2 separate regions of the Homo sapiens genome follow, and region 1 is linked to region 2. Evidence: chromatin contacts called from ENCODE Hi-C or POLR2A ChIA-PET data. All regions are on one chromosome and are shown on one strand. Each heading gives the region's core, a stretch centred on a gene start or an enhancer-like site at or near the end of the contact. The rest is flanking DNA. Distances are from core to core; before and after follow the strand shown. Region 1 holds the start of TPCN2 (two pore segment channel 2). Region 2 holds the start of SMIM38 (small integral membrane protein 38).

Region 1 (5,583 bases), core at 2,670-5,169, 110 kb after region 2:
CCTTGGGGCCCACAGCTGCACCAAGACAATGTGGTGACATGGGAGGCAGCAGCAGAGGCCTCAGGAGGTGCTGGTCCCCAGGCAGAGCTCCAGGCCATGACCCGCCCACGCCACTGGCCATCCTTAGGGAGGCAGCTGCCCCTGTCCTCGGGGCTCCTGCTTGGGGGCATGAGGTATAGGCAGCTGGGCCCTGGACGGATTAGAGGTGTGAGGGGCCCCAGACAGAGGCAGGAGACCGGACCCCACCCTCACTCTGCCCGGCCCTGCTGCACTGCCGGGAGCAAGAGCCTTCCCTCCCTGTGGCTTTGGTGCCCACATGCACAGCCACGAGACCCACCCTGAGGACACCCGAATGTCTCCCCAGGGAAGCTCTGAAAGTGGCTACTGTTTATGTCCCCTGAGCACATCCTGGGATCGCTATGAACAGAAGCCACACTGTTTTGTTCCCTGCTGTATCTGCAGAGCCCAGAAGTCAAGCACACAGGACTCAAAGCTGATATATCCCATGAATAAATGAACAGCCCTGAGGGGAGCCTGGGGGGCCGGTGATCTGAGAGGCCCCACCTTACCAGATTCCCTGGGAGAAGACAAAATCTCTACCAGGAGAGATCTAGTGATACAAGCTTCTTAGACAAGAGACAAGCGGCCGAGTTCCGGGCCTCACTCCAGCCCCAGGACCACGGAAAGTACTCACATCCACCCAGGCCAGCCATCCCAGGCCAACAGTGGTGGGCACCCCTGGAACCATCCAGCACTCGTGGTTCCCTTTCGCCTGGCTTTTTGGTTGCTGGTTTGTAAAATTCTGGGTCTGGCCATCCTCCGTTTCACCCTGCAACAGCCCAAGGATCTCGTTCCAAACACTCAGAAGCACATCGCAGCTTCCCCTGGGCCCCCACTATTCCAGGCCCACACTCCACCCTGGTCTGGCACTGCAGGTTCCCACATTTGCCGGCCCGCCTCTCTCCTGCCTTTCAACCCTCAGTGCCACTCATTCCGAACTGGGCTCTGCCAAGGCCATGCTCTCCAAAGCCTCCAACCCTTTACTCAGGCTGCTGCTTCTGCCAGGAGCACCATCCCCCAATTTGTGAGTCCAGGGACTCCCTTGGGACAGCTCGCCCCGCCCTGAGCTCATCACCCTGGGGGACAATCACCTTTCCACACACCATCACCCACTGGGGCTGAAGGGTTCTGCAAGGCACAGAGGACAGCAGGGGCTGAGATGCTGCATCCGGCACACCAGGCCTCGACACGGCTTCCTAATCCAAGCCTCTGCCCCGCAACATCCAGGTCTGAGCTCCCGCTCCCCTGTTGCTCCAGGCTCCAGGCTGCACAACCTGTGTAGGGTCCTGACCATCATCCTCTGTGACCCTGGGCAAGTCCCTTAACCTCTAGGTGCTCCAGGTCCTCATGGACCCCCACCCAATAGGAGCTAAGTACAGACTGAATGACTTACTATAGCCAGAGTACTTTGCTAAGTGAGCCCTTCATAAGCATTCAGTTACTCTGAAAGCCTCTACAGCATCGCAATCCCTTGTCCTCTGACTTGTTTGATAACCAGTAAAAGTGTGATTTTTCTGACCCAGCAACAAGAGAAAACAACTGTTCTCAACCTTTGACCCCGGCCCCATCAGGTGGGGCCAAGTCAAAACGACCCAACAGCAGGGTCCACTGGGGTCCTTGGGGCACCCACAGCAGCAGCCCTCACCACAACCCGTTGGCAAGAGACCAACCACAGGACTTGCAAACCAGAGCACAGGGCCTTCATTTCAAAGCCTGGCACAGGCCTCAGCACAGAGACTGAATGAGCCTTTCGGAGTCTCCATGGCTCCATAGTCTGCCAGTCCTTGCTGGGGACCCTGGCCAAGGGGATTCAGAACACAGAGCGTCCTGTCCACGTTCTCAGAAGCCCTGGCTGAGGCCACAGCATAGGGACAAAGAGCGCTCCCCGAGAGCCTCCTCTTGTCAGCCACACTGCCCAGCAGAGCGGGTCTCACCTGCCAGGGAGGACCTGCAATGATCACAGAGCTTACCCAGGACGGCCACTGGCCCCCACACCAGCCCGCCGGGCCCTGTGCTGAGGACAAACTCTGGATTCTCTCTGAATCCTCACAATGCCCGCCAGGCAGTCCTTAGTATTATCTCCCTTTTACTGAGATTCGGAAAGGTGAAGCATGGCCAGGCACAGTGGCTCACGCCTGTAATCCCACCACTTTGGGAGGCCGAGGCAGGCAGATCACCCGAGGTCAGGAGTTTGAGACCACCCTGGCCAACACAGTGAAACCCCATCTCTACTAAAAATACAAAAATTAGCCAAGTGTGGTGGCGGGCGCCTGCAGTCCCAGCTACTTGGGAGGCTGAGGCGGGAGAATCGCTTCAACCCAGCAGAGGTAGAGGCTGCAGTGAGCCGAGATCACGCCACTGCACTCCAGCCTGGGTGACAGAGTGATACTCCATCTCAAAAAAGAAACAGAAAGGTTAAGCAACCTGCCAAGGTCACACAGCCAGTGCAGCCCCAGAAAGGCGCCCAGACCCCTAGACACAAAGTCTGTGTTCCCTGAACGGTGCCATATGCTGGGCGTCTCATCAAGGGGCCTGCCAGAGCTGCTCCCTGCAGATCTCCTTCCTGACTGGTCCCAGGAAGCACCTGAAGAACTTCCTGGAGGCAGCTTCTGAGGTGAGCAGACAGGGTGGCCACCTTGGCCTCTGGTTTTTCATCTCTCGTCAGGGTCCCCTCCTTGGCCCCTCATTACTCCATGGATGGGCACATGCCACAGACCAGTGGGTGGGCACCAGGATTCCAACCCAGTTCCTTCCAGACAGAGGAGGAAAGAAGGAAAGAGAGGCCAGAGAGGGAAGGAGCCAGGTGTGAATTCTCAGAGTGGTTCGAGCAGCAGCCGCACCAGAACAGAGGGCTGTGACCTTGGGCAGGTCTCAGGGCCTCTCTGGGCCTCAGTTTCCTCATCTGTGAAGTGAAGCTAAGGTCCTTCCACCTCTTAATCCAGAATCTCATTCCCCTGGTGTCAGCGAGGGGCGGACGCACCCCACCCTCGGGGGGCGGATTCAGCAATCTTCAGACCAGGACAAAAAACGGGAAGGGCAGGAGGGAGTGCAGAGGGGACTCTGGGGTGGCAGAGGGCAAGGAGAGGAAGCCGCCCCCGTCTAGGGGGCCCGCCCCAGCCCCACGGGAAGTGGGACGGGGAAAGGCACCCTACAAAGAAAGGACTCCTAGCTCCCAACTGGTTCGAATCCCACCTCGGCCACTTACTGGGTGTGTGACCTTGGGTAGGGTAACGCCTCTCTGTGAGCCTCTGCTTTTTCCAGAAGAAACGGGAAAAATCAAAGTGCTGCCTTCTCTGAGTCAATTAGGCGACCCTCATTACGGCGACAGTCGGGAAGTATGGGGTCTGGGCCCGCCCGGGCACACGGAGGGTGCCTGCCGCAGGTGGCCGGTTCCCTCGGGGCTGCCCAAGGCTGGGCGAGGGCCTCTTCGCCCAGCTGGTCGGGATCAGGACGCGACACGGAAGAGACCCCAGCTCTGCCCTGACCCCGGTCCGGGTCCGCAGGACGCAGCCCACTCGCCCTCAGAACACCGGCTCGCCTGGCACCCGGCGCGGCCCGGGCCCCGCTCGGACTCGAACCTGGTGGGGGCGCGCCCGGCAGAAAGCGGGGTGCTGGGACAGCGGGACCCCCACGCGCGACCCTGGTCTCCCGGGCCAGTCCCCTCCCCAGGTCCGGGCGGCTCACCAGGGCCGACTTGGATGCTGCGGTAAGTGGTCAGCCCCGCCGGCCAGTCGCCGCCACCGCCGCGGGCCCCGCCCAGCAGGGGCTCCGACTCCGCCTGGGGTTCCGCCATCCAGCAGCCCACGCGCTGGACCCGACCCTCAGAAGCTCAAGCCCCGAAGGCGCCCAGCTTCACTGCGCAGGCGCGGAGACCCCGTCCCTGGCGTTTTTGCTGACGCGCGCACGGCACTGTGGCGCAGGGGATCCCTGCAGTCCCAGCCAATGAGAACGGGGAGGGAGGGGTGGGGTTCTCCTGAGTGGGGCGGAGCTAAAGGGCCCCGCCCCTCTAGGGTGGAGCTCAGCTTCGTTCCACCCAGGGCGGGGCAGCGTTCTGGGGCTTAAGGGCCGAGGGCTGGGGAGGAAATATGTTCTCAAAGGATGTCTTTCCGGCCAGAAGCTTCAGCATCACCTGGAAACATTTTAGAAATGCAAATTCTTGGGCCCTTAAACCTACTAAATCAGCAACTCTGCGGGGAGGACCCAGGAATCTGTGTTTTAACAAGCATTCGGGGTGATTCTGATGCATGTGAGTATTGAGTACACGGGGTGACTGCAAAGGACTCCCCCCAGAATGGAACTGGAGTTTACCCTCTGATGGTGAAATTAGGAGGATTCAATATCATTAAGGGAAAAGTTTAAAAACATATGACACACTTAAAAAATATTTACAACGTATATAAAAAGTGTTTTCAACATTAATGCATAAAGACCTTGTATTCGTTTTCTATTGCTACAGTGACTAATTACCACAATCTGAAAATATAAAATAACTCCCATTCATCATCTTTCAGTCCTGCGGGGCAGGAAACCTCCTGTCTCAGGGCCTCACGAGGCTAGAGTCAAAATGTCAGCTGCCGTGGGCTCTTATCTGCAGACTCTGGGGAAAGCCCACTTCCAGGCTCATCCAGGATGTTAACAGAATTGTCTCCATGGGCCTAGGACTGAAGTCCACGTCTTCTTGCTGGATGTTGGCTGGTGTCATTCTCACTCCTAGAGGCCACTGCATTCCTTCCACGATGGCTTGAACACCTCCATCATCAGAGCCAGCAAGCAAGAGCACGCTGAAGACGCTTCGAGATGCAGCAAGACGCCTGTAATCCCAGCCCTTTGGGAGACCGAGGCAGGTGGATCACGAGGTCAGGAGATCGAGACCATCCTGGCCAACATGGTGAAGCCCCGTCTCTACTGAAATACAAAAAGTTAGCCAGACGTGGTGGCACGTGTCTATAGTCCCAGCTACTCGGAGGCTGAGGCAGGGGAATCGCTTGAACCCGGGAGGCGGAAATTGCAGTGAGCTGAGATTGCGCCACTGCACTCCAGCCTGGCAACAGAGCGAGACTCCATCTCAAAAAAAAAGGTGCTGCAAGACGCTTCCAATCTCTGTGACTTCCCCTTCTGCCATACCTCTTTACTTTTTCCCCCTCTTTTGGGGAGGGGGGAGGGTTTAAAATAAATATAAAATTTACCATCATAACTGTGAAAGGAAAATAAATCTCAGGACTCCAAAATCACTAAGCCAAAGGGAAAAGTCAAGCTGGGAACTGCGTTGGGCAAACTGCCTCGCCTTTTCTTCTTTAATAAAATAGCTACGAAGATTTAAAAAGCTACATACCTCCCTCACAATTTGCCCGCTAGGAAATTTTTCGTGGGCACCCAAGATCTTTACCCTAAAACAGTTTTGTTGAATTTTACCCTAACAATGTACATTGACAACTGATCTTCACAGGTTCCAAACAAAGGATGGAACTCTAAGTCATCCCTCTGCTCACCTGATTGCTTCCTCTGGTATAAAAGTGCAGATTC
Region 2 (5,350 bases), core at 2,722-5,221:
GTCGGTACATGCTCATGACAACCATGTGATTTTTCTTCCTTAAAGAGATCAATGAAATGGTACCAGATCATGTTTTTAAAAAGCGAACAATATTTTCCTTAGAGATCAATGAGAATATCCCTCCCCACAATCCTACGATCAGGCGAGAATATTCAGGCAGAGCCCTGGGCTGCCGGTGGAGGTGGCAAATTGTCCGTGACACGGGGGAGTGACCATAGAGTTCTGCTGGCCTCTGGCTGATACAACAGAGGCCAAACTGAAATGGAGCACGGTAGCCCCTGCCCCTGTGCAGACTTCAGAGCGTGAATGAGAAGGGACCCTCTGCAATAGGTCATCTTCACGTCACCCCCTGGACACCTCAAACTCTTGGTCGGTCCCACCCCAGATGGTCTCGGCTCCTGCTCACCAGCACCCCCGTGTCTGTAGCTCTCTTGAATGGAGGATCTGAGCACAGCAAGTCCTGTAGAAACCAAAAAAAAAAAAAAAATTTCCTTGGCATAGGTGAGTGTATCGGGTGCCGCAGAAACAGTGATAACAGCGTTTCTGGTCCTCACCTGGGTTCATTCAGCCAGGACACAGCAAGGCAGAGGCTCCCAGCCAGTGCCCCACTCCATGCCCACCCTGGGGGTCCACTCGTCCCAGTCAGCAACACCAGCCCTGGAACCACCATCTAAGCTCCTGCTCTTGCTGGACGCCCCCAAGTCCTTTCAGAATTCACAGGAATCACCCCCTCTGCGAGCTTCGTGTTCAGAGGACTTGGCCCACGTTCCCTGAGCGAGCATCCCTAGCATACCCATCACCTCTCAGGGAGCAAGACGTTGCCACATCACCAGGCCCAGCCTCCCAGAGACGATATCTGGTTCGATGCTCCTCCCTGGAGCTGCCGCCCACAGTCCCTTCCATCTCACAGTTCCGCATGCAGTCAGCAGCCCTCGCTGCAATCCACGATCTGCTGGAACGATCCCAGGAAATACAGTGTGGAACTTGGACATGGGTGTTTGCCGAATTTCCCCCAAGAGGCTCGAATGTGGAGCCTTTGAGCTTCCCCAAGCTGTGGGTTAAGTCACTGGCATCACGGCTAACGTGCTACGGAGGTGGAGCAGGAGCACTGGATGCTTGGCCTCAAATCAACTTCCCTGCCCTGTCAGCCTTCCTGGGCACTTCCCAGCCACACACTTGCAGGAACAGATGAACAGAGGGCATTGATGGGTGCCTTGGCTTGTCCCCTAAATTGTCCCCTACATGATATCCTGCTGAGGGAGGGAGGCAGGGATCATTGTGCCCTAACTGTTCAGACCGTTAGAGAGTGTGCAGAGGGTCAACCAGAGCCAAGTGCGTCTGGCTTGTCAACTCAGCCTCACAAGTGCGTCCTGAGACCCTTCCCAGGGGTCTGCTCTGGAGAAATCAGGACAGCCATCGGCACTTATCTCGTCCCTTGGGAGGCAGGAGGAGACTAGTTATGAGGGTGGTGAGCTGAGACAGGACGTGGCCTTTGGTAACAGGGCCAGCTTGTGATGAGGTCACATTTGTCTCTGTGGCACCTCCACCTGAGTCCTCTGGCTTACCCAGCTCTTCCTGCAGGCATATTTATAAGGAATTGGAGGCAGAGAAGGTCTTAAAGCAAGACCCACCCCCAGGACCACTCCCTGCAACCGGGGACCCCAGAACCTGGTGATGGACCTGCAAGGCCGGCCCCTCCATCTCCCCACATGGCCAGCTGCCTCTACGGGACAGCCCTGGTCAGTCTGGGAAGGCACGATCCATCTCAGGCCTCTCTGAGCTCCTGCCCCAGGGGTGGGACATGGGGATCATGCGCCTGCCCTGCTCCCCTCCCTCCCACCACCACTGGAAGGGCCGGCTGAGTCTCGGGACAGGGCGCGTGGAGGCCGCAGCCTGCAGAGGCTTAGTCCTGCTTGGGTTTCTGGGGCCGCCGCTGGGCCAGTCTGTAGTCGATGTAGGTCCCGAGGCAGGACCACAGGATGAGGCGTGCTAGCAGGATCACCACCAGCAGGGCCAGGAGCGGGTCAGGGCCAAAGCTGCCACCTGGCCAGGAGGTCATGCCTGAAGTCAGCCCCAAAGGGCAGCAGCAGCCTCTGCCCTGGAACCGAGATGCAGTGGGGCCCTGCCACCCTAGCCCGGCACTGCCAAGTGGCTGCTGTGCAGACCCAGGACAGGAAGCTCCGTCCAGCCTGGGGCCTCTGCAGCCGGCGCCCCCAAGGGACCGCCCTGTTCTCTCTGGTGCCACCAAGCAGGCCAGATCTGCCCGCCAGACTCCAGCCCGGGGCCTCCCTGGCATGTGAGAGGACAGACTGGGGACGACGAGCAGCCTCCTTGGTCAAGAGGCCCGTGTACCATTCATCCAGAATTAACCACTCTCCGTGCTGACAATGACAGCATTGTCCAGGGGCCTGGGGGGCGGGAGGCCGCCGGGAGCCCGCCCCCCTCGCTGTCCCCGCGCCCCCTGCTCGCCAGCGCTGACGTAATCTGCAAACATCCCCGGCGGCAGCTGCTGGGCGAAGCGGCCACCTCCTCCCGACGCTTTCAGCAGCCCACGCGGCTCTTCCGGCCCCGCCAGACAATTGGGCCCTTTCTCTCCCCAATTAGCTATCACTTCTGGAGGCCGCGCCGTCCAGCGCCGGCCCACGGTCTCCGCAGCAGCAGGCCCGGGATGGGGCGGGGGCCGGGAAGCTTGGCAGGGAGGCTGGGGCCACCACGGGGAAGAAGGACGGAGCCTGAGGATGAAAAGCCAAGGAGAAAAGGGGAGAAGATGAGGACAGGCGGCCACAGCCCACAGGCGGCCCCAAACACAGCTCAGCAGCACAAGGACCGCGCTCTGGGCCTCTGATGGCAAGGGGGTCAGCGCGGGAAACCGGCTTCATCCCCCAGGAAGGGGACCGGTGGACCCCCAGCAGCACCTCCCTCCAGCTCGCCCCTCCAACCTCCATCAAGAAGCCTTAGGTGGGACCTGTAGCCCTAAGCTGGGGCGCACAGGCCTGCAGGGTCCCCTGACATCCTCACAGTCACCCTGGACCGGAGGCCAGTCCTGCCTTCTACTAGCTGAGTGACCTCGGGCAAGTTGTGCAACCTCTCAGAGCCGCAGATCCTGCCTTAGAAAGTGAAGCAAATACCTCCTGCTTTGAAGGATTAGGGGAGAGAGCACTTCTCAGGGGCCACGCCCAGCGCCTGGGCACAGAGATCCTGGCCCCTGCCTCTCAGTGGATGCCTTCAGAAAGGCCTCCACATCTTTTCTGAAATAACAGTGTCTGCCCAGCCTTCTCTGACTGCCACACGCGCGCACACACACACACACACACGCATACACATGTATACATGTGTGTGCACACAGACTCACACGTGTGCACACCCAATAAGGACACATTGACCTCTACAGGCTCTGCCCCCCAAGTCCAGCTCTGGCCTCTCACAGCCGAGTTTCTGTGAGTGAGAGATAAACCGCCAGAACTGCCCCCTCTAACTCCAAGCCTACATCCTGTAAAGCAAAGGGGCCCCAGTTGGAGCTAGGGGGCTGAGCGTGAGGAACAGAGGTCTCTGGCGGCTGGGTCCTGGGAGTCCGGCCAGTTCTCACCAGCAAATGTCCAGCCTGAGCTACAGAGAACAGCAATGGGGGCCTTCCTGGCCACAGGGATCTGGGGCCCATCGCTGGTCGCCGGAAGCCAGCTCTTCAGTTCCTTCCCAGTCTACAAAATGAGTGTCCTCCCTGCCAAGCCTTTCCAGAAGGTTCAAACGGGACCACACGTTCAAACGGGAAGTGGAGCATGATGCCAACTCACCTTGGGCCGGGCACCGCCTAAGCTGCCTTCCCGCAGCCACCCTGGAGCCCCTGCCTGGACTGGCAGAGGCTGTCTGGGAAGCATGCCTGGCCCTTCCTCCATCTGTGGTGTGCCCTGCACCCACTGGGCTGCCTGGCACTGCTGTCAAAGGCCACTCACTTAGGGAACGTTGAGCTCTGGGCTTGTTTTCCACGCGCAGCGGTTTGAAGATCACTTCGAACGTGGGTGGGGAGTTAGCTCTCTGGACCCCGTCATAGAGTAAGTCATCGATAGAGCATTTGCTTGATGGGGACTTCCAGAAGGCCAGGGAAAGTCCTGCCGACTTCCTGGGGAAGCCCATCCGCACGTGGGGTGAGGGTCCCCAGATGGGAGCAGCTGTGTATGCAGGGAGGGGGCAGAGGCTGCTGCCAATGGGCATGTCCCTTACCTGAAAGGGCCACCTCTCCAGGTGACATGTCCTGGGGGAGCCGGGGCCGTCTGCTCCGGCCAGAGGCGCTCAGCTCAGGCCACACCAGGCAGGGCACCTCCCAACCTGGACAGGTGGGGACCAAGGTGGCCTTGGACAAAACTCTCTGTGTTTGCCAAGCACCCAATCGGACACAGAGAGTCAACCACACCCCAGTCACATGGTGTCCACACGCAGGGGTCAAGGAGGCCCGGCCCCTCCCCCTCAGACGTCCCTGGGCCTCTGGGAGTCAGCAAGGACGAGGACGGCATGCCCTTCGAGACAGGAAGGGAGTGACCTCCTCCCAGCGGCATCCAGGCTCGGCTTCTCCGGAGAGGAGAGGGGGCTACTTGCTGGATAAAGCGGCCGGGGCCACAGAGAAAAAGCAAGTGACCATGAGCACGTTGCAGACACAGTGCACCGACAGCATTGCAGCACGGGGACTGTGAGACCTCCCATTCTCGGGGGAAACTCCCCAAGTCCCCCCACCATCAGCAGTGATGTGACTGGGGCGGCGACCTGTGCTGGGAGCCTCCACCAGCTCCTGCGCCTCAGGCCCTGCTGCCCTGCACCTTCGCTTCCAGTAGGACCCTTCTCCAGGGCATTCTGGGCCACAGGAGCCACCCCAGTGCACAGAGACCCGAAGGCCCAGGAAGTTCCCTCCCCCAGGCAGCCCTTAACCTAAGGCTGACCTGGGCAGGACGTAGCCCAGCTTCCCTGCTTTGGACCAGGACAAACTAGAGGCCACTCTGAACCCCCAGAGCTCCCCCTGAAAATCCCAGGGACGTGCGGCTGTGCCTGGAGTCGCCCCCTTCCCAGACTGCTCCCCTTCATCTTGCCCTCCCTGCTCCTCCCTCCTGTGTCTCCCCATCACACCACCCCCCGAGTTACCCGCCTGTGAATATAATCCAGGATAAGAGTGACGAGCGCCTCATCAGCGCAGACCCAGACCCCGCCAATGGGAACGCATGGAGCTGGGCGGTGGTGGCTCCCAGCCCCGGGCCTCTGAGGATGGATCCGGGGATGCTCCCAGCCCCGGGCCTCTGAGGATGGATCCGGGGATGCTCCCAGCCCCGGGCCTCTGAGGATGGATCTGGGGATGCAAGTTGCCATC

What was found. A loop is a pair of places that touch in the nucleus more often than their neighbours do. ChIA-PET counts read pairs that join two places held with the same protein, here RNA polymerase II (POLR2A). Pooled maps may share reads with other maps.
Region 1: a loop to region 2 is called in a pooled map, with 3 times the contacts of the local background. The contact joins the promoter of TPCN2 here to the promoter of SMIM38 in region 2. A Hi-C loop is called at or near these places in 3 of 37 single-sample maps with no recorded cell type and 7 of 50 pooled maps. POLR2A ChIA-PET finds 5 or more read pairs at or near these places in 1 of 52 experiments (GM12878).

The regions. Positions count from the first base shown.
Region 1 is chr11:69,047,268-69,052,850 of GRCh38, reverse strand. It overlaps TPCN2 (two pore segment channel 2), which reads right to left and starts at 3,919. Exons shown (of 25, transcript NM_139075.4): 1 at 3,745-3,919. The coding sequence starts at 3,853. RefSeq lists an enhancer at 941-1,515 and silencers at 3,492-3,591, 3,672-3,841, 3,962-4,181.
Region 2 is chr11:69,154,556-69,159,905 of GRCh38, reverse strand. SMIM38 (small integral membrane protein 38) reads right to left here and starts at 3,971. Exons shown (of 3, transcript NM_001369201.2): 1 at 3,792-3,971; 2 at 555-2,732; 3 at 1-460. The coding sequence starts at 2,059. The coding sequence ends at 1,904. The region is part of intron 2 of LOC338694 (a long non-coding RNA gene); the gene reads left to right. RefSeq lists a silencer at 2,246-2,605 and an enhancer at 3,490-4,417.